2 separate regions of the Homo sapiens genome follow, and region 1 is linked to region 2. Evidence: chromatin loops called from intact Hi-C (ENCODE). Cell type or tissue: heart right ventricle. All regions are shown on one strand. Links, peaks and the distances in the headings refer to the core of each region. The heading gives the core; the rest is flanking DNA. Region 1 overlaps COLEC12 (collectin subfamily member 12). Region 2 overlaps COLEC12 (collectin subfamily member 12).

The links. A loop is a pair of places that touch in the nucleus more often than their neighbours do. Peaks named below come from ENCODE experiments on the same cell type or tissue, not always from the same donor. Only the 100,000 strongest peaks of a DNase experiment are listed, where the experiment ranks them.
Region 1: it touches region 2 in a loop (2.3-fold over the local background); 2 of 110 quality-filtered maps call a loop at or near these places.

The regions. Positions count from the first base shown.
Region 1 is chr18:357,449-368,238 of GRCh38, reverse strand. COLEC12 (collectin subfamily member 12) reads left to right here. Exons shown (of 10, transcript NM_130386.3): 3 at 10,717-10,790. Among named protein-coding and RNA genes, the nearest start is that of THOC1, 95 kb to the right of the region's middle. In heart right ventricle, for the core only: no CTCF peak of the experiment used is centred there; a DNase peak (open chromatin) is centred at 6,099.
Region 2 is chr18:410,951-421,740 of GRCh38, reverse strand. The region is part of intron 2 of COLEC12 (collectin subfamily member 12); the gene reads left to right. Among named protein-coding and RNA genes, the nearest start is that of COLEC12, 84 kb to the left of the region's middle. RefSeq lists an enhancer at 606-1,157 and a silencer at 1,704-1,897. In heart right ventricle, for the core only: no CTCF peak of the experiment used is centred there; no DNase peak of the experiment used is centred there; H3K27ac peaks cover 1,219 bases.

The DNA.
Region 1 (10,790 bases), core at 1,110-9,109, 53 kb after region 2:
AGAAAGTCACTTTGTGTGTGTGTGTACAAACGTATGTTCCCATCTAGTTATTTCAGTTTTAAACAATTTTCTAAATTTAACTGTCATTTCTAAACTCCATATAAAGGCATGGAAAATTAAATAAGCCTACATGTTCCCATTTATTTTATATGCCATAATTCATTGCATGCCTTCTGACTTTTTGTTTAATGGTTTTTCATTTTTATTTCCAGTTTCATTGCTTTGACTTCCAAAAGTATAGCTGTCTGCCCCATGAAAATATTTCTCTCCCCATCCCCCTTTGTCTAGTTTTGTTTTGTTTTGTTTTGTTTTGGTAGAGACAGCATCTCACTGTGTTGCCCTGGCCAGTCTTGAACTCGTGGCCTCAGGGATCCTCTTGCCTCACCCTCCCAAAGTGCTGGGATTACAGGCATGGGCCACGACACCAGGCCTTTGTCCAGTTTTAATAACAAGTATGTGGCTAGTGACAGGGATGGTCGTCATTCCGTCTGGGGCCACTCTCCCCTCACAGGCGTCGTGGGCCAATACTCTATTAAAATAGGTCCCTCCCAGTTCCCTCCTTGTTTTGCCAACTTTTCCTCATTTGGATCATTTCAAGTCGATTGACTCATTTCTCATTAGGTTCAAGACTGAGGCCACATTCAATGTGGAACAGAATGACTGTTTTAAAACAGCAGTGGTGAAGTCTCCTGCTCTGTCTTGGCTTCGTTCCCTTAATTTTAAGTGTCTTCGACTATCATCTTCACTTGAAGAAAGTAAAAAACACATGTTTTTGAGGAACGAGGAATGTCTGTCAGGTTGATTGATGTTTTCATTTACATTGAAGTCCACTTTTTTTCCCCATCAAAACACTAGTTTTGGTGGTTAAAAAAAAAATCAAATCGGTATGTGAGGGAGAGTGGATGTAGGCATGTCTTTGCCAGCACCTGCTCAGCAGCATAATTTTCACATGCCCCGACACTGTGTCGTTGACAAACAGCAAATATCTTGTCATTAACTGAGATTTGTCCTGCTCAGCGCTGTTCCCCCTCGTCATTATATTAGTCCTTCAGCTGCCCCCAAATGACACTTTGTAAAGCAGCCACACTCAAGGCAAGTGTTGGATTGCAGGTTTACAGTTCTCATCTTGGCCCTATCACATGGAGTTTTGAAAGTGCCGAGACCCACAAAATGGAGAAATGCTGTAGGGTCTTGGGACTCACTTCAGTCTGGGCAGGGGTCTGAAGGCATGTTTTGCATTCCTTTCATCATAACCTTCATTCCACCCTCTACCTCCAGCGGGTTTGAGGCTGCGGCTCCCTGTGGCATCAGCCTTGGCTGTGTGGGAGGAAAGGGCTCTCATCAGTGTCAGTGTTTTAACTGTCAGGCCCCTGAGCTGTGCCCCTCTCCCAGGACATCCATACCCCGGCCCACAGGACAGTGAGATCAGCAAATCACCTAGAAGACTGGAGACAAAGGTGGGAGAGGAGATTGTGAAATCCCTTGCACCTGACAGCAGATTCCAATTTGGGGGCAGGGAGATTGCTCCTGGAAGCGAGGGCCCACTTCCCACTGCCCGGATCTGTACTCCAGTCATGCCTTTGTTAAGCCGCAGGATGTGCCGAGTACTAGCGGGTGCTCCTTTGCTTAGGGAAATGCAAACGCAACACAGCAGAAAAACAAAACCCTCATGCCTGTACAAGGAGGTAGCTATGAAGATCATGGGGAGTGTGGATGTGTGCAGTATCAACTACACAGGTGCTTAGGGATTCAAGGCAAATTAGGAAAGGGTGCATTGAGGAGGAAATCTGTGAGTAAGCACAAAGGAAGTTAGTTAGTAGGGAAGAGCGTTTCAGGGAAGAGAAGGGCAAATCTCACAGCCCAGAGGGGAAATGAGCAGAGCCCTGTCAGAGACCATAGCTATGCAGGTGCCTGGGGTCCTTCCCATGCTCCCTCAAACTCTTGCTCAAATGTTACTCTGCGGAGAGGGCTCCAGACACACCATACTTAAAATTGACATCTACGTCCCCCGCTACATGCCCTTCGCTCAGTGCTTGCCTTGTTTTTACTATAGCATTCATCACCTTCTGTCATATGAAGACATCCTCCCACTGGAATATAAGTTCCAGAAGGCAGAGATAGATTTTTGTCTGTTGTGTTCACCAGTATAACTACTGCCTGCTACTTACACCTTGAAGAAATGAATAAACAGGATGTAGCAAGAATGGAATGTGGTGATGTGGGCAGAATTCTGGGGTCGAAGGAACTCCAGCTGGAAGGTAGAAAACCCGAGCCCTAAAGCCAGCCTGGCTGTGTATAAACTTGGGGTGGGGGGAGTAGGAGAGAGGAGTGGAGTTCCTTGGGCCTCAGTTTCTTCACTGGTGAGATGCATATTAGCCAAGATGACAGCCAGCGCCCCTCCCGGCCTCAAGATTCTGAGTGCCAACATGGTCAGAGGGTGCGGGAGCAACTGGAGAATCACTGTGGATTCCTGAACCACAGGGTCAAGGAGGTATTGGTAAGAAAAAAATATTTTTTGCCAGTGTATTCCAGATAATTTTTTTTTAGAGGGAGGCTAAGAGGCTAGAGGTAAATAAATTTTTTAATCGCCATCTGATAAACCCTCCTGTCACCTTCTTCCTTGCCTCTGTCTTACCTTGCCCAGCTCCTGCAAGCTTGAGCCACAAGCAGTTTTTTGGCTCTGTAGATGAAGGAGCCATTGAAGACTGGCTTTTGGGGTTCATTTCAAGCATACTAGAACTTCAAAAGAAAACCATGGGGTGACCAATTTATTTGGTTTCAAGCTTAAACTGATCAAGGCTCCTGCATATCCCATAGTTTGCTTTGAAATTATAAAGGTACCTTCTTTCCCTGGCCCATCTCACTCCAAAAACTCCCTCAGCATTGGGAGATATTCCCCTGAGGGGCTAACATGCCTTACCAGCCAAACCTTCAAGCCACTCTTGACCTCTCCTAGAGAGAATGAGCATTTATTTAGGGCAGAATTTACTTGCTGCTTAAGTATGTCACCACAGTCTAATAAAGGAGAAATTATAGCCGGCAGAAGCATCAGGCCTGTAAGTTAGTTAACCCACCGGAGACTACATTTTATTGCTTATTTCTGAGAAAGGCTTATCTATCAACATGTGAAAGGATGTTTCCGCACCCCTTTATTTTGACAGAATACTTCTACTGGTATGTCTAACTGGTCCGTTTTCTAGATTATCTCGTTGGGCATCCTTTATCTTGCTTTGTTTTGTTTTTCACTTCTGGAGATGAATAAGCTTGGAGAAGCAACACACAAAAGATTTGGGTTCAACTCCCAGCTCAGCTACTCACTGGCTTGGGTACTCACCCTCTTTGACCTCCCCACTTTCCTAAAATCTGTAAAATTAGGGTCAGAATTCCTACTCTGCAGGGTTGTTAAAGACATTATAAGTAACCAGGAGAGGGTTCCTGGCCCATATCAGGTCCTCAGTAATAGCCTTCATCCTCAGCAATTCCTCTTCACATTCACAGCAATAGCAAACTCTCACCCACTCAAGAAATGTCTCATGGCCTTCCTCAATTACCTGTCAGAGTCAGTGTCTGGCTCAATTCTACAGCAGATTGATGACCCAAGCTAGAGCTGCATTTTCATGAGTCCTTTTAATGAAAAGATTCAGCACTTAATCCCAGAAGGACATTGTATGGTAGTGCCAGATAATGAAGTAGTCAGGCTGCTGAAATGTTGACAGTTCACTCTGTGCCCATAGAATAAAATGTATAGGAATAGAGCCAAGAGGAAGGGGCCAGCTAGGAGAGACAACTGTAAGAGATGTGATGGTTGAGCTCCCCAGTGAGCAAGGATTCCTCTCCTTGGAATTGAAAGCATTTGTGGACAGTTCATCTAATAAAGGATTTCTTATAAAAACCACAAAGAGAAAATAATGGCGTTCTTTTGAGACACTATATATTCTGGCAGACACTGCATACTCTGAGTGGGACCGTTACATCTGGCTTTTGCCTACGACAATTCTTTTTTAGTAGGCAGGGTATAAATTATAAATTTTAAATAAATAATGCATAATCTTAAAAAAAACAATAAAACCAAACCAGAACTGACTGCCTTTTCTTTTTATACACATGAAAAAATTTCAATGAAAACAAACTATACCCTTGGTAAATGCACAGAATTTGAATGTAAGTTCAGCATGAACGTCGAAGAGTTCATGCTGTCATAAAACTCTCTTCTAAGTAACTTTTCCGGTTTGAACACATCTTTATGAATACAGAGCTGCTGTGAGGCTTCACTTATTTTGCACAGAAAGTGATTTCATTTCCAATTCTTGTCCTGCTTCCGTTTTCATGGCTATCCACATCGTTAGGAAACTTGGCATAGTAAGGTGTCCAGGGCTGGGATTTGTATTTGGGGAACTAAATTACTCACTAATAAAAAAAATTTTTTTTACTAATTCCATATTTCATCATTTAGTAAATAGCCTTCATCATAAGGAAAAGCTAGTTATTTCGGTGGATAAAGTGTTTTATGTATTTAACTTTTGTTCCAGTGATATTGCGTAACATTCAAGCAACTAACCGGGTTGTTAACTCTTATTGTTTTGTTGCTTTTGGGGCCATTTTAATTATAGGAATTTATTTGAATCATCCGTTTTACTGTTAGAGCCAAATCATTCTTATGGGTTTATGGGAATCTATACCACCAGGCAGTAGATTAATAACTGTAAAAAAACCACATGAAAAGTTCACTGCGAATCTCAGATCAAAACTTGTGGTTTTCTGGATTTTGCAATTGACCCTTTTTAAAGCTTCTCTTTGGTAACATGATCTTTATGGCAACACCACTGAGCTATAGACACTTGTGATCATGAAAATAGCCCAGAAGTGTCCCACACTCACCCACAGTGCCGGCCTCCACCTACCAAGGAAGGGGATGGATCTGCAATGTATCCATTTTAACACACAAGCCCACCTTCAGTGATATACATGGCAAAAAAATATGAGAGTGAAGGAGACTCTTTTTTTTTCTGCAAAAAGATCGGAAAAACAGACTGGATTGAGACTGGACCACAGCACTTGGGAGGGCTCTTTATGGAGAACCACAGCAGAAAGGAATTCTCTTTGCTGGTGAATTCTTCTGGCCCTTTGCACTGTCATTCCTGGAGCGTTTCAATTATTCCCCCAACCAGCAAACGGCTCACTGATCAGCAGCCCCCATTCCCCCCCTGCCAGCTTCTTACTTGAAATGTGTTGTTGGAACCAGGGCAGCCCAGGGGACTTTGAGTTTGGGCACTGGGGACCAAATTGTCAGCCTATTCTGAACTTCCATGGAATACTCAAGGAGTTAACCAGAGCGATTTTGGCTTCACTGGGCCCCCACACTTTTTTGTATAACAAAGACTCGGACACTGGAAAATACATTCAAAACATGAGCCAAGAGTGGAGTTCAGCGGGAGATAGTTCAAGAGGGAAAAGCAGCGGAAAGGCATGCACCCTTCAGGTCCTTGCTGCCTGTAGGCCTCTGAATTTCAAATGTGCTATTGGCGCCAGGTTCTTTGGCACGCTGGATCTCTTAATGGTGAGGGGCAGCACTGCTTCACTTCCTGAACTGAAATCTCTCCTCTGCAGCACTCTGTATATCAGTCCCCAGCCCTTCCTTCCCTGCCCACCCCCACCCCGCCATGGGAACAAAGTCCCCAGGCTCTGGAAAGTAATGCTAAGAAAACAAACACTACAAAGGCTGGTAACAGGGGGATATCTCTCTTGAATGTTATTTTGTAACCATCTAGGTTCAAGGAGGAGGGGGTGCCCCAGCTACAGGAGCCAGCAGGGTCCCTTTGTAGTAGGCATCCGTGTGTTTGGCCAGATGTCCTCCCAGCGGAGGGCAGAGAGGAAGATAAAACAGAATTCTTATTAAAAAGAAGTCAGGGGAGGGGGAAAACAAGACAGAGAAAGCGTGTCAAGTGGAAAGGGAGGCCAGGCAGTGCCATCTGATATTGATTAAATGCTGATAGAGTCAGCAGTGAGAAATGCACACGGTGAGGAAGTGCCCCAGCTCTTTGGAATGTGAACCAGTGACAGCTGTCCGGGCTTGGATCTGCACGAATACCACATGCACCAGATGCCTGGCGGCCACAGGGCTAGCTCACGGGGAAGGATGGGAGGGAAAGATGAGTGTGCTGGAGTCAGGACCTGTGGCTTCTGATCCTGCTTCCCCTCTCTGGGCCTCTCTTTTCCCATCAATGACACAATGACGCTTGACCTCTGCACAACCTTCTAGCTCCCAGATTGTGTCATCTACTATAATCTCTGCTCTAACCAAATCTTCTGAGGCTCTCTTAGTGGAATGTAAGAAATCATCCTGAAGAGGCATAAGAAGCTCACCCAGCATGGTCCAAAAATCCAAAAGGAATAAACCCGCCCATCAGCCATGGGAGTGCCACCCAGTCCTTCAGCGGGAGGTCAGGCCAGCACCCCGTGTCTGTCGCCCTTCTGTGCTTCACAGTTGCCACCAAAGCAAGTTCATGGTTTCTCAGCATGGAATGTGGCGTGTCTGTGGGTCTACCTATATGTTCCTTTCTCTAAATTTCAAAAATATTTTCACCCTTATTGGATGTAAAGAGTCTTTTTTCATTTTATACCATCAGATTACAGAGAGCTTATGCGCTGGTCCGTGTGTGTGGTGGGCTGGGGAGAGTGTGGGTGTGTGTGTTCATGCGCGCATCCTTTAGTTAAGAGTGCCTTCTTGAAAGCTTGTTGTTTTGTTTTTTTCCTTTTTAGCAAATGTCATGAGGACAGTGGTATTTTAATAAAGGGTGAGGCTAGATTCCAGTGGGAATGGAAGAGGAAGCTTCCACTGAGATGAAAAGATCTCACACTAGGGTGGTGGCAGGGGAAATGGAGAGGAAACGATGACTAGAGAGAGGGACCATGGCCTAGTGGAGAGATCGTGGCATCTAGAGTCTGACACAGGTTGGAGTCCTGACTGCAACATTGTATAGAGTGTCAGTTCAGCTCTCACCAAGATGCCCCCTTGCAGTCCTTTTATGGATTAGAGATGCTGTGTGTAAGGGATCTAGCTCAGAACCTGGCACACTGTAGGCAGTAAGTGAACATCAATAAGCTGTAGATGATGATGATCATGATGAAAAATAGCCCACAAGGCCTGTGACTGAATTGGAGAATAAGTACAAGAGAAGAAATGATGGTGTCTTTGAGTTTAACCACCTGAGGGATTGGGATAGAAATAGTAGTTGAGTTGAGTACAATAAGAAAAGTTGGGTGGAAGTTGGAGATCTGGTTTGGCAGGGCTAGAACTGAAGTCAGTTTTAGACATAAGAGACGGTGCTGAGACATACAGGTGGCTATAAGGAAGTAAGACAGAAAGGAAGGGGAGGGGAAAAATGGAAAAATTATAATAAACAAGTTTATTTACTCTAGGTCTGTTTGATCAGTGAGTCTAATTTTACAAGCTTCACCTTCAAGGGATTGGTTAACCAAAGGTCAATCCATCATGACCAGCTTCTAAACTAAATCCTTGCTCCTCGAAGTGTGGTCCTCAGACCAGTTGCCACCTAGGCCTTGCAGAAATGTAGAATCTTAGCTCCTCCCTCAGACCCACTGAATCGGAACCTGCATTTCAACAATGTGATGTGTAAGCACTTTAAAGTTTGAGAAGCATTGTTCCTGAGTGTGGTCCACAGACCGCAGCATCAGCATCAGCATCAGCATCAGCATCACCTGGGAACTTCTTAGAAATCCAAATTCTTGGCCAGGCGTGGTGGCTCACACCTATACTCCCAGCACTTTGGGAGGCTGAGGCGGCGAGGTGGGTGGATCACTTGAGGTCAGGAGTTTGTGACCAGCCTGGCCAACATGGTGAAACCCCGTTTCTACTAAAAATACAAAAAGTAGCCGTGTGTGGTCGTGGGCACCTGTAATCCCAGCTACTCGGGAGGCTGAGGCAGGAGAATCACTTGAACCCGGGAGGCAGAGGTTGCAGTGAGCCGAGATCGTGCCACTGCACTCCAGCCTGGGCAACAGAGCAAAACTCCATCTCAAAAAAGAAAAAAAAAAAAAAAGAAATCCAAATTCTCAGGTCCCTTCTCAGACCTCCTGAATTAGAAACAGTGTGTTTTAATGACTGCTTCAAGTGACTCTCATGCACCCCAAAGTTTGAGAAGCACTGCTCTAAGTCATGAAATTGACAGATGCACCTCCTCCCTTTGTGTCTACAGCCAGAGGGATGTGCTGAACACCAGAGGGATTGGTTGAGCCCTGAAAGCTAAATTTAAGTCATTGTTATATGCTGTTTCTCTCATCATTTTGCATTAAACACAGCTGAAGAACTCTTTTCACTGAAGAAGGGCACTATGCGTAAAATTACAAACCAAAGGAGAGAAACTTCAACTGTGGCTTAATCCTCATGACTTACCCATCAAAAGTTATTGAGCACAGTTATAGATCAGTCCTTTATGTGCTGTTGCTCCTGGGGGACGCTATTAGTAAGACACACATAGGGAAACAGGTCAGGAAAACAGGGAATCTCCTGATATTCCTTACAATGTGATTTTCACATTAAAACATCCACAGTCTTTGTCTTGTGTGTGTTTCTAATCTATCAGATGGAAATTCTCTTTTTAAAGGTTTCTGGAGTCACTTGCAGCATTGATGCTGGTTGACCACTCAGACAAGAATGTTTTTCAAAAACGACCTTTTAGCAGTAAAAATTTACCTCCTCTCATCAAAAGTGTCTGGTTTTTCTATTTGTTCTACAGTCATTATTCAAATCGCTGTGATAACTAATATAAGGGTCACTGTCTGTTTCTTGTATACATGTAATATGCAAAATTTGTTATATATTGGGCAGTTAATTATAAGATTACTTGTATTTTCTGCCATAGGTTATAATACATTACAACCAGTGGCATGCCGGTAAACTAGTTGTTTGCGGCCAGGGAATGGGGGCCATCCTAATTCGCGGTGTTTGCCAATTTCTATGGTGTAAATACTCCCTGCAGGGCTGATTTCAAGCTACCAACAGTTTCACAACCAGCTCTCAAAGTTCTTACAAATTTAACAGTTGGCTCTTACAAGCCAGTAGGAACCAACTTCAGCATGCCACTGAAACAAACATCAAGGGACCAATCAATAGGATTTTTTTGTTGTATTTGAATTGCTGTAGGCCTAACAGTGTCTGAAATAAGTAAATTTGAATGTTTAAATATTTTGTCATACAGAGATTTTTATTGAAATTATCATCGTAATTATCATAATGGAATTTGATTTGAAACTACAGTCATGTGCCACGTAACGTTTCAGTCAACAATGGACTGCATAGATGATGGCAGTCCCATAAGATTATAAAACTGTATTTTTATTGTACCTTTTCTATGTTTAGATACACAAATACTTACCATTGTGTTAAAGTTGCCAGAAATAAAGTTGCCTGTCAGTACAGTAACATGCTGTACAGGTTTGAGCCTAGGAGCAACAGGCCATACCATGTAGCCTAGGTGTGTAGTAGTCTATACCAGAGGTCCCCAACCCCCAGGGCCATGGACCAGTTACCTGTTAGGAACTGGACTGCATAGCAGGAGGTGAGCAGTGGGCGAGTGAGTGAAGCATCATCTGTATTTACATCCATTTCCCATCACTTGCATGACCACCTGAGCTCCGCCTCCTGTCAGATCAGTGGCAGCATTAGATTCTCAAAGAAGCGCGAATCCTGTTGTGAACTGTGCATGTGAGGGATCTAGGTTGTGCGCTCCTTATAAGAATCTAATGCCTGTGATCTGTCACTGTCTCCCATCGCACCCATACGGGACCATCTATTTCCAGGAAAACAAGCTCAGGGCTCCCACTGTTTCTACATTATGGTGAGTTGTATAATTATTTCATTATATATTACAATGTAATAATAATAGAGATAAAGTACACAATAAATGGAATGCATTTGAATCATCCCGAAACCATCCCTACCCCTACTCTGGTCCATGGAAAAATTGGGGAAGAAGATGGGGACCGCTGGTCTATACCATCTAGGACTGTGTAAGTACACTCTAGGACAGTGGTCCCCTACCTTTTTGGAACCAGGGACCAGTTTCATGGAAGATAATTTTTCCATGGATGGACAGGGGGCGGGAGATGGTTTCAGGATGAAACTGCTCCACCTGAGATCATCAGGCATTAGTCAGATTCTCATAAGGAGCATGCAACCTAGATCCCTCGCATGTGCAGTTCACAATAGGGTTCACGCTCCTAAGAGAATCTAATGCTGCCACTGATCTGACAGGAGACAGAGCTCAGGTGGTCATGCTGGCTCACCTGCCACTCAACTCCTGCTGTGCAGCCGGTTCCTAACAGGCCACCAGACTGGTACCAGTCCATGGCCCGGGAATTAGGGATCCCTGCTCCAGGATGTTCACACAGTGATGAAATTGCCTAATGATGCCATTCTCAGAATGTATCCCCATTAACTGATGCATGACTGTATTCTATGAAACAAAGTTATGTGCTATTTTTAAGTCATATTAAATACAGCTATAACAATAGAATGGTAATATTGAAGTGCTTATGTTGCTCAAGCAGTGTGTTTACTGTCAAAATAGTTCTCATAGTATAGTAAGGCATTTGTAAAAATTATTCTTAGTCCCAATATTTGAACCTAAATGCAAAAAGATAAATTTTAAAATGACATCTTTGCTTACTGTTATTAAAATTTGACTTCTCTTACAGGTATTCAGGAAGGAACACAATGTACCAAATGTAAAAATAACTGGGCACTGAAGTTTTCTATCATATTATTATAC
Region 2 (10,790 bases), core at 1,976-9,975:
GGTCAATCACTGGAATCACTGAAGTATTTCAACTGAGTGAAGGAAGTGCCACTCAGCTTCAGTCTGGGTGGCAGAGTCCTTTCAAATGTGGCTTCAGCACCGACTTTCTGTGCATTACTCATGCTGTGAAGTAGGTGATTTAAGCCACTGACTTTCTAAATTAAAGGCACAAAAAGGCAGACATGTAATTCTTTTAATTACACATTCATATTTCTCTTACATTCCTCTGAGTCGTTCATGTCTGCCTCCTGCCTCATCAGCCTACAAGCAGAAAACAAGCAACAGGGAATGTGGAAGATCTGTAAAGGGATGAAAAACCCAACTCACTTGTTTGTACTGTGGCTTTTCTCAAAGAAAAATAAAAGCACCGTGTCGGGAAACAGACAATGGGAGATCTGACTTCTACTGATCGTAGGGAATAGTGAAGTATTTCAAGATAGGAATGAGTCATACCTTTATACATTTTTTGCCATCTGCTCTCTATTAACATGGGCTATTAGTAAAACATATTTGGTTTATATCACCAGGCAAGGAGATTGCATTCATCTTGTTTTTCTATCAAAGTATATGCATATAACCTTAATATAGAGTTTTCACAACTTAGCAGTAGAGACAGGTTTTGTTTTCAGATGTGTAGCCCTGTACAAGTTAAAGCTGTGTGGCTTTGTTCACTGCCTTTATTAGGCTTTCCATGGGAAAGGCCAGGCAGGGCAGGGTAAACAGGTTAGGAACGGCTAGTTTGAATAATTTCCGATAGGTCTAAACTATAGATGTGGTCCCTAGTTGCTTGGTACCTGGCCCTGGGATGATTAGGAGAGAGGAGCATTGCTTCCTGGGTTCTATGGGCCAGGTAGAGGAGGTGTGGCTCTAGGTTGGTTAGTTTGCATAACAAAGGCATGCTCCTTTCTGGGCCCTTGGCTATCTTTGAGAATTACCTAGCCCTGGAGGGAGGTGTAGTCTCTCCCCAGCCTGAAAGGGTTTTTTTAAGGATGTTAAAACATCATCATAATATACAAAAAATAAGAAATATACACAAACAAATGAGTTTAACATTCGAATCTTTCTCAGTCACCTCTCTTGGAGTTGCAAAATCATTTGCCAAATCTGTTCTCATTTACACAGTCCTTAAGTTACTGTCCAGTCAGGCGTTTAACCTCTACCTTGAGGGAAAGATAATCCAGAACCCCCTTTGCTTTACCTAGAAAATTTTTTATCGCTTTTTAGAATTTTAGACTCTTTATGTTTCTGCTGTATTTATACAGAAGGCATTTAATCTACATATATTTTGTTGATTTATAAAACCCAGTGAGGCTTTTTTCCTTTTTGGTGTCCTTGGAAATACCGAGGCATCACCCCAGTTTGCCATGATTTCTCACTGCAGCTATAGCCAGAGGAAAATTTTTCCTGTTCTGAGACTGGAGCAATGTTGGGGCTGAAATTTCATTTTAGTGATACACGTGTTACATTGCCATCAAACATTTTATCATCTCATGTTTGGATGATTTTCCAGTTATCTATTGCATGAAACAAGGCATTTTAAAACTGAGTGTCTTAAAGCAATTGATTATTATTATTATTGCTCTGGTCCTGTGGGTCAGGAATTCAGACTGTACAGCAGACACAACTCTCCTCTGCGCCACAATCCAGGGTCTCAGCCGGCATGCCAGGCAGGGATGAGAGTTGGAATTGCTGGGGGCGGCCTGGCACTGTCTCCTCCTAGGCCCTCTCCAAGTAACCAGCTTGGGCTCCCTCCAGCATGGCAGCCTCAGGGCAGTCAGACATCTTGCAAGGGCTCCAAGAACAAATCTTCCAAGAGTCAGAAAGTGGAAGCTGCTGGTCTCTTAAGGCTTAGCTTGGAAATTGGCACGGCATTCTTTCTGCTGTATTCTGTTGGTTAAGTTTTCACAGAGATCACCCCCACCAACCCACTCTGCAGGTTCAAGGGGAGAGGACATAGATATCACCTCTTAATGAGGGGAATAGCAAAGAATGTGTGGTCATTGTTTATCTACCACAGATGACATATCAACAATCCCAGACATTCAGCACATCTACAAAAATTATTTTTATCTCACTCTGCATCTGCTTAAGAAGGTAGATATTCAACTGCAGTTCATTTCAGAGTTCTTCCTGTATAAAGACTGTTGACAGCAAATGTTTTGTTAGAAACGTTTTGATAGAAACATTTTGACTTCAAACTCAGATAATGACTCTGTATCATTTAAAATATATACAGGGCTGGGCACAGTGGCTCTCACCTGTAATCCAGCACTTTGGGAGGCCAAGGTGGGCAGATCACCTGAGGTCAGGAGTTTGAGACCAGCCTGACCAATATGGTGAAACCCCCTCTCTACTACAATTACAAAAATTAGCCTAGTGTGGTGGCATGCGCCTGTAGTCCCAGCTACTCAGGAGGCTGAGGCAGGAGAATTGCTTGAACCCAGGAGGCATAGGTTGCAGTGAGCCAAAATTGTGCCAATGCACAACAGTGCAACAGAGCAACAGAGCAAGACTCCATCTCAAAAATTAGAATAGAATAGAATAGAATAGAATAGAATAGAATAGAATAGAATAGAATAGAATAGAATAGAAGTATGATGCCTTACATTGATTGGATATTTTCCAGATAATTTTAAGATATATTAGCCAATCCCTACATCAGCTCTTTTCATTTTGTGGATGAGGAACCTGAGGATCTAAATGGTTAACTGACTTGTCCCAGATCACATGACTGACTACCAATGGGGGCAGAGGTGTTAAAGGAAAGGGGTCCTGATCCAGACCCCAAGACAGGGTTCTTGGATCTCGCACAAGAAAGAAATCAGGGCGAGTCCTCAGTGTAAAGTGAAAGCAAATTTATTAAGAAAGTAAAGGAATGAAAGAATGGCTACTGCATAGAGTAGCCCTGAGGGCTGCTGGTTGCCCATTTTTATGGTTATTTCTTGATGATATGCTCAACAAGGGGTGGATTATTCATGTCTCCCCTTTTTAGACCATATCTGGTAACTTCCTGATGTTGCCATGGCATCTGTAAACTGTCATGGCGCTGGTGGGAGTGTAGCAGTCAGGACGACCAGAGGTCACTCTCATCGCCATCTTGGTTTTGGTGGATTTTGGCCGGCTCCTTCACTGCAACCTGTTTTATCAGCAAGGTCTTCATGACCTGTATTTTGTGCTGACCTCCTATCTTATCCTGTGATTTAGAATGCCTTAACCATCTGGGAATGCAGCCCAGTAGGTTTCAGCCTCATTTTACCCAGCTCCTATTTAAGATGGAGTTGTTCTGGTTCACATGCCTCTGACAGAGACAGACCCAGGATTGAGTTAGTTTGTACTTTCACTGATAGTTTCCTTGAATTCCTTAATATAGGTAGAAGTAAACTGAAGACCATGGTAAGGACTTTTTAAAGAAATATCACCATTTGGGATATTTTATCTCTTAGAATGAAGAAAAGATCCTTTATTTTAGGCAAATACTTGGTGTTTATGTGGCTCTTAAACTTACAAAGTATCTCCATACCCATTATCTACTTTGCTCCACATGCTGATCCAATGAGAGAGATATTAATAACACTATTTTCAAATAGAGAAGCAGAGGTACAGAGAGGTTAAGCAAATCACTTAAGGGTCACACGGCTAACTGTAGAACTGGTGCCCAAGCCCAGAACTTTAAACTCTGAATCCTGCCATTTCTCACTGTGTTCTTCACCCCTCCCTCACCCTGGCTTCTTGGGCCTTAGAGCAGCCCACACATGGCTTAGCTGTGCGGGGCAGGGCCATCCTCCTCAGGGACAAAAATGGGAGGCCTCCGAGGACTGAATCGCCCAAAGTGGTTAGAGGAAGGCAAAAGTTTCAAGCCACCAGCAGCAACATTAGAAGAAATGGGGAACACTCTCTAATTGTGGACAGTTCCAATTTTGTCCGTCTCCAGGGAGAACTAATACTGTTACGATTTCTCCTGATGCATGTGAAATCAGTTGCTACAGCAATGACCAGTGTTTCTTGGAACTTGCTGACAGCAACAGGCCTCAGAAATGAAATTTCTGTTCTGTGTATCGTGTTTCTAACGCTGGCTCCACTATTTCAGCACCTCTACTGTGTCCACTTCCCATGATGATCTCTTCCTGCCCCTTCCTGCCCAGAAGGTAGGGCAAGATAAGTCTCTGCCCCAGTCACTAGACAGGCATGTTGATGATGGCCTTGGGAACTGTGGCTTGGCGGTGGTCCTTAGGGGAAGGGAACTTGTCTGTGTTGGTCACCACTATAACCTTTAGAACAATGCCTAGCTCAAGTGCTAAGAAAAAACACACATAGTCATGCACTGCATAATGATGTTTTGGTCAATGACAGACTGCATATGTGGTCCTGTAAGATTATGATGGCGTTGCCTTATACAGGTGTATCATTGTTTATCTTTTATATCATATTTTTATTGTACCTTTTCTATGTTTAGATATGCTCAGATACACAAATACTTAACATTGTGTTACAGTTGCTTACAGTATTCAGTACAGTAGCATGCTGTATAGGTTTGTAGCCTCGTAGCAATAGCCTAGCTGTGTAGTAGGCTATACATCTAGGTTTGTGTAAGTACACTCTGTGATGTTTGCATGATGATGAAATCACTTAACCATGCATTTCTCAGAACATCTCCCTATCATTAAGTGATGAATGAGTGTGTGTGTGTGTGTGTGTGTGTCTGGGTGCATGTGTGTGTATATATGTAAAGTTAATGAATGATTGCTAATTACTGCAGTTCTTTAAACCTGGTATACTTTCCCACACATCCATGCCCTTGCCCATGCTAGACCCTCTGCCTGGAATGCCCTTCCCTTCCTTCTTCCTTTTCTACCAACCCTCCGCCCCCACCCCCCACCGCCCCCACCTGTTAGCTTGCCAAGCTTCATCTCATGCTCTCCAGAGTGTAAGGCAAGATAGGTCTTCTAAATTTAATTATTATATTATATTTTAAAACTTTAAGTACAGAGACCTGAAGGACCTTAATCTTCCCTAGAGCTGGTGCCTTCCCCATGACCCCCAAAGGGAAGGATCTGAACAGTGTTTGTGCCGTGGCAGGGGCCCATGGCACCGCCCAGCATGGCGGTGGAGGAGTCCCAAAGCTTTATAATGTGAATGGAAACTTGGAGTTACCTCTTGCTCATAATGAAAGAGATTCCCTACCAGAGAGGAGGCACAGAAGCCATTTTCAATGAGTCATGGAATTCCTCTAGGATATAATAACAAGCCATTTAACCAAAATGTTGAGGGAGCAGTTAAAGAGACCCATAAGTCACAGAGAGCCTTGCATTGACTCCCATTATATCTCTCGTCAGCCTCTGACCTGATTCATCCTGCTTTTCATCCTTCCCTCTATATCAGATCATCTCATAATCCCCAGTTCTGTTGAGTGTTTCAGTCACCTCCAGCAGCCAGTGTGGGATCAGTTCTTCACTAGATCCCTGGCTGCTCTTTACTGTTTTCAGCTTGTTTTTTCTTTTTGATGAAACAATCCCCAAAATGAATTTTTTTGGGGGGGTGTCAACACTTGTAAAATGTCAGGTTTGCATTGTTATCTGTTAGATTTTTTGGTTTCTTTAATACAGCAGGAACTGGAGAATCTAGACAAAGAGGTTTAAAAGTTGAGTCATCTCCCCACAAATATTTCACCCACATCTACTAGCATGATGATAACTCAGTTAAAGGTTGTGAAAATCAGTAGTCTGACAAGGAACTAGTACTATTGATTATCATTTCTCATTATTTTTCTTCAGTCCAAACTTATTTTAAGCCAAACATATTCAACACCAAAGTATTGAGTAGTTGAAGAAAGGCAGATGTGCATTACAGTGTAATTAGGTTCATAAGTTACTATGACAGGCAACTGAATAAACCTCAGTGTTACTGCACATTTTGCCAGAAAAGTTGTGAAGCTATTTTTTCCACTTCTCTTAGATCCTGAAGAGCCACTTCCTTTTCTCTGCTGACACATACCTGCTTGCCCCAGTGCCTTGGAGGAACTTCCAAAGGTCTAAATGAAAAGCCTTTTAAATTTCTTAGAAGTCATGAAGTCATGACTTCGTACATACAGCCCAATGTGTGTAGATGACAAGAGGGGCAACTTTTACAAATTTAAGTCAATTTTATAGCCATCTGTTGTAGGGGATACAAATATTAGTCTATGACAGGTAAACAATTATAGTTCAGTAAGCCACAATAACAGCATCTTGTACAAAATGATGTGATGGTGCAGAGAAGCTCTTGAGGAGGGTGGTAAGGAGTTAGGCCTAACTTGCATCTAGAGACTGGAATTTATATCTGGGATGGAGTTAGCTTTGTAACGATTTAGGCGCTACCTCATCCCTAGGCCTAGGAGAAGAGATATCACAATGATACAAGGAAAAGGCAGCAGTAACTGAGGATAGAAAATCTAGGTAGGAGCCCTCGTTCTGCGGTTTGCTAGTTCCTGACTTCGAGTTGTCTGGTCACTTTAGTGAGGGGGTAGTTGCCTTATCTGTAAAATGGAAACGGCATTAATTCCCACATCACACAGAACTGTTGCTGCAATCAAATGAAATAATGTTAGTAAACTGCAAAGCTTCCTGCAAATGTTTGCCATTGCCTTGGCTCTCCAGTGTATGTAATGCTGGTGACATAAATAATAGCTTCATTCCGTGTTTGCACTGATGCATTTTGAATGTAACCTTTGAAAATTAGGATCCTCTTGTCTTTGGGACAGTAGTTTTATTAGGTGCAGAGAAGCATTTGAATATTCCAAGTGAAATATTAGGAAATAACTCCTGCAATCCTTCCTTGCTTTGCAGGTGATTGCACAGTTTTAAAAGGTGCTTGAAATCTCTTGGCCACACTCACAAATGTATTACTGGACCTTAATCAGCAGTTCTAGAGAAGCAGCACCTGTTTGCTGTGGTCTGCAGGCTGGGTGTCTGAGAACAAGCCTGTTTGGGGGTTAGAGGCCCAGCTTTATCCTTGGGCAAGTCACTTCATCTCTGGGCCGCCCTTTCCTAACTTCAGATTCAGAGGTCAAACCCACTGATAATTAAGGGCTCTTCTATCCTTAAAGATCTGTGTTTGCATAAGAGTTCGGTTTTGTTTTTTGTTTTTTGTTTGTTTGTTTGTTTTCTGAGACACAGTTTCACTCTTGTTGCCCAGGCTGGAGTGCAATGGCATGATCTCGGCTCACTGCAACCTCCGCCTCCCGGGTTCAAGTGATTCTCCTGCCTCAGCCTCCCAAGTAGCTAGGATTACAGGCATGTGCCACCATGCTCAGCTAATTTTGTATTTTTAGTAGAGTCGAGGTTTCACCATGTTGGTCAGGCTGGTCTCAAACTCCTGACCTCAGGTACCTCAGGTGATCCACCCGCCTCGGCCTCCCAAAGTGCTAGGATTACAGGTGTGAGCCACCGCGCCCGACCCAAGTTTGGTTTTTGTTCATTTATTTTGTTTTGCTTTTGCTTACTCTCTTTACCAATTTGCAAGTCACCCCTGAAGCTTCCCATTTGAAAATTAAATTTTATTTTGGAAATCATTGTAAATTCACATGCAGTTGCAAGAAATAATATGGAGTTCCTATGTACCCCTTACCCAGTTCCTCCCAGTGGTAACATCTTACAAAACTGTAGTACAGTATCACAACCAGAATATTGACACTGACAAAGTCAAGATACAAAAAATGCCTGTTATCACAAAGATTCCACATATTTTCTTCCCCTTTCCTCCACCTACTTCTTCATCACTGGCAACCACTAATATGTTCTCCATTTCTATAGTTTTGTCATTTCAAGAATGTTGTATCAATGGAATCATAGAGTATATAACCATTCATGATTGGTGTTCCCCAACCCCACTGAGCATAATTGTCTAGAGATTCATTAAGACTGTTGCATGTATTAGTACTTCATTCCTTTTTATTGGTGAGTAGTATTCCATCAGGTTATATGTACTGTATCATAGTTTATTTAGCTATTCACTGTCTAAGGACATCTGAATTATTTCCAGGTTGGGGGCATTATGAATAAAACTGCTGTAAACATTCACGTACAGATGCTTTTTTAAATTTTTTATAGAGATGGGGTCTCATTATGTTGCCTAGGCTGGTCTTGAGCTCCTGGCCTCAAACAGTTCTCCTGCCTTGGCCTCCGAAAGTGCTGGGATCGTAGCACTGTGCCTGACCAGTATGTACATATTTTTGTGTAAACATAAATCATCCTTCTCTAGAATAAGTGCCTAGAAGTGAAATTGCTGAGTCATATAGCCATTGTATGTTCCATTGTTTTAGAAACTGCCAAACTATTTTCCAGAGTGACTGTACCATTTTACATTCTCACCAGCAGCATATGAGTGATCTAGCTTTCTTACATCCTCTCCAGCATTTGTGGGGTCACCGTTTTTTATGTCAGCCATTCTGATAGATGTCTAGTGGTATGTCATTATGCCTTTGATTTACATTACCCTAATGGCTAGTGATGTTGAATATCTTTCTATGTGTTTATTTGCCATCCATCTGTCTTCTTCAGTCAAATGTCTCTTCATGTCTTCTGCCCATATTCAAATGAGATCATTTGTATTTTTGTCGTTCAGTTAATTCCTTTGATTAATGTTTGTGTGGTATACCTTCTTCTATCTTCTTACTTTCAACCTTCCTGTATGTTATATTTGAAATGAGTTTCTTGGAGACAGCGTATAATTGAGTCATATGTTTTTAATCAACTATGCTGTTCTCCATCTTTAAATCGTAATGCTTTAAATGTAATTATTGATATGTTAGGGCTTAGGTCTGCTCTTTTATTTTTTGTCATTGTTACCTGTTTTTTATAGCTCTGTTTTCATTTTTTTGCCTGCCAGTGGGTTATCTGAACAATTTTTAGGATTTTGTTTTGATATATCTATAGTGGTTTCTAGTGAGTCCCTTTGCATGACTTTTTTAGTGGTTGCTTTAGGTGCTGGATTATGTGTCTACATAACTTATCAAAGCCTACCTCTATTGTCATTTCGCTAGTTCTAGTGAAGTACGGAAACTTTACCTCCCTTTATCCTTTCCATTTATAATATGTTTGTCTTTAAATTTACCTATATACATTAAGAACCAGACCAGTTTTATAATTTTTGCCTTATCATCAAGCATAATTTAGAAAACTCAAGAGGAAGAGAAAAGGCTATTGCATTTACCTATATTTTTGTTTGCTTTGTTCTTCCTTCCTAATATTGAAGGTTTTGTTTTCTTTCTTTCTTTTTTTTTTTTCTGTTTAGAGCACTTTCTTTAGCTAATTTTTCAGATTAGGACTGTTGGAGATATCACTTAGTTTTCCTTCCTCTGAGAATGTCTTCCTTTCCCCTTTCATTTCTGAAGGATATTTTTGCTGGATATAGGACTCTGGGTTATCAGTTTTTTTCTTTCAGCACTTGAAAACTCTCTCACCTCTTCCTTCTGGCTTCCATATTTTCTGATGATAAAATCACCATCATTCAAATTGTCTTTCCAATATAAGTAAGGTGTTTTTTTATCTTGCTGCTTTTAAAATGTTTTCTTTGTCCTTTGTTTTTGGAAGTTTAATTAGGATGTGTCTTGATGTGTATTTTTTTGGCTTTATCCTGTTTGGAATTCACTCATCATCTGAATATGTAGGTTCATTTCTCTTGCCAAATTTGGGAAGTGTTCAGCCATTTTTTCTTCTATTACTTTTCTATCTGCTCCTCCTTTCTCCTCTCCTTCTAGGACACTTATGACATAAATGTTAGATTTTTTGTTATAGTCCACAAATCCCTGAGGCTCTGTTATTTGCTTTTCAATCTATATTCGCTCTGTTATTCAGATTGGTCATTTTTACTGTTTTGTTTTCCAGTTCACTGATTCTCTCCCTATTTTCTCTGTTCTTTGTTTTTGTTTTTTGTTTGTTTCTGGTTTTTGAGACAGGATTTCACTTTTTTGCCCAGGAACTACAGGTGCATGCCACTACGCCTGGCTAATCTTTGTATTTTTTTGTAGAGATGAGGTTTCACCATGTTTCCCAGGCATGTCTCAGATGTCTGGGCTCAAGCGATCCACCCATCTTGGTTTCCCAGAGTGCTGGAATTACAGGCGTGAGCCACTGTGCTCAGCCTGCTCTGTTCCAATGAGTTTGATTGATAAATAACTTTGGTTATTTATTTTTTAGTTCTAAATTTTCATCTGGTTCTTCTTTAGGTCATCTATTTCTTCTCTGAGATAGTCAGTTTCTTTTCCAAGGCTTTTTTTTCTCTTTGTTTGAAACATATTAATAATTGCTCATTGAAGTGATTTATCATGGCTGCTTTTTAATCTTTGTCAGGTAATCCTAAAATCTCTATCATCTCAGTCTTGGCATCTATTGATTGTCATTTTTCATTGCATTTAAGATCTTCCTGTCTCTTGATATGACAAGTGATTTCAGCTGAAACCAGGATATTTTAGTATTATGTTACTAGACTCTGAATCACATCAAAACCTTTTGTTTTAAGCTGGCTTTCTCTGGCAGGACTTCAGCAAGGGACGGGTAGGCATCACCTCATTACTGCTTAGGTGGATGCAGAAGTCCAGGTTTCTACTGGATCTCCATTGATACCTGAGTGGTATCATCATTATTATTGCTAATTATTAAGCATTATTGGTGGGAAGGGATAGAAATTCCAGCTCTCCGTGTGGTTCTTTTGATAGCGCAGTAGGGGTGGCTCCATTATGGGTAGGCAGTAGTAAAAATCCAGTCACTCTACTAAGCATTCTCTTACCCCACCCCAGTGGGGTACAGCCCAACAGG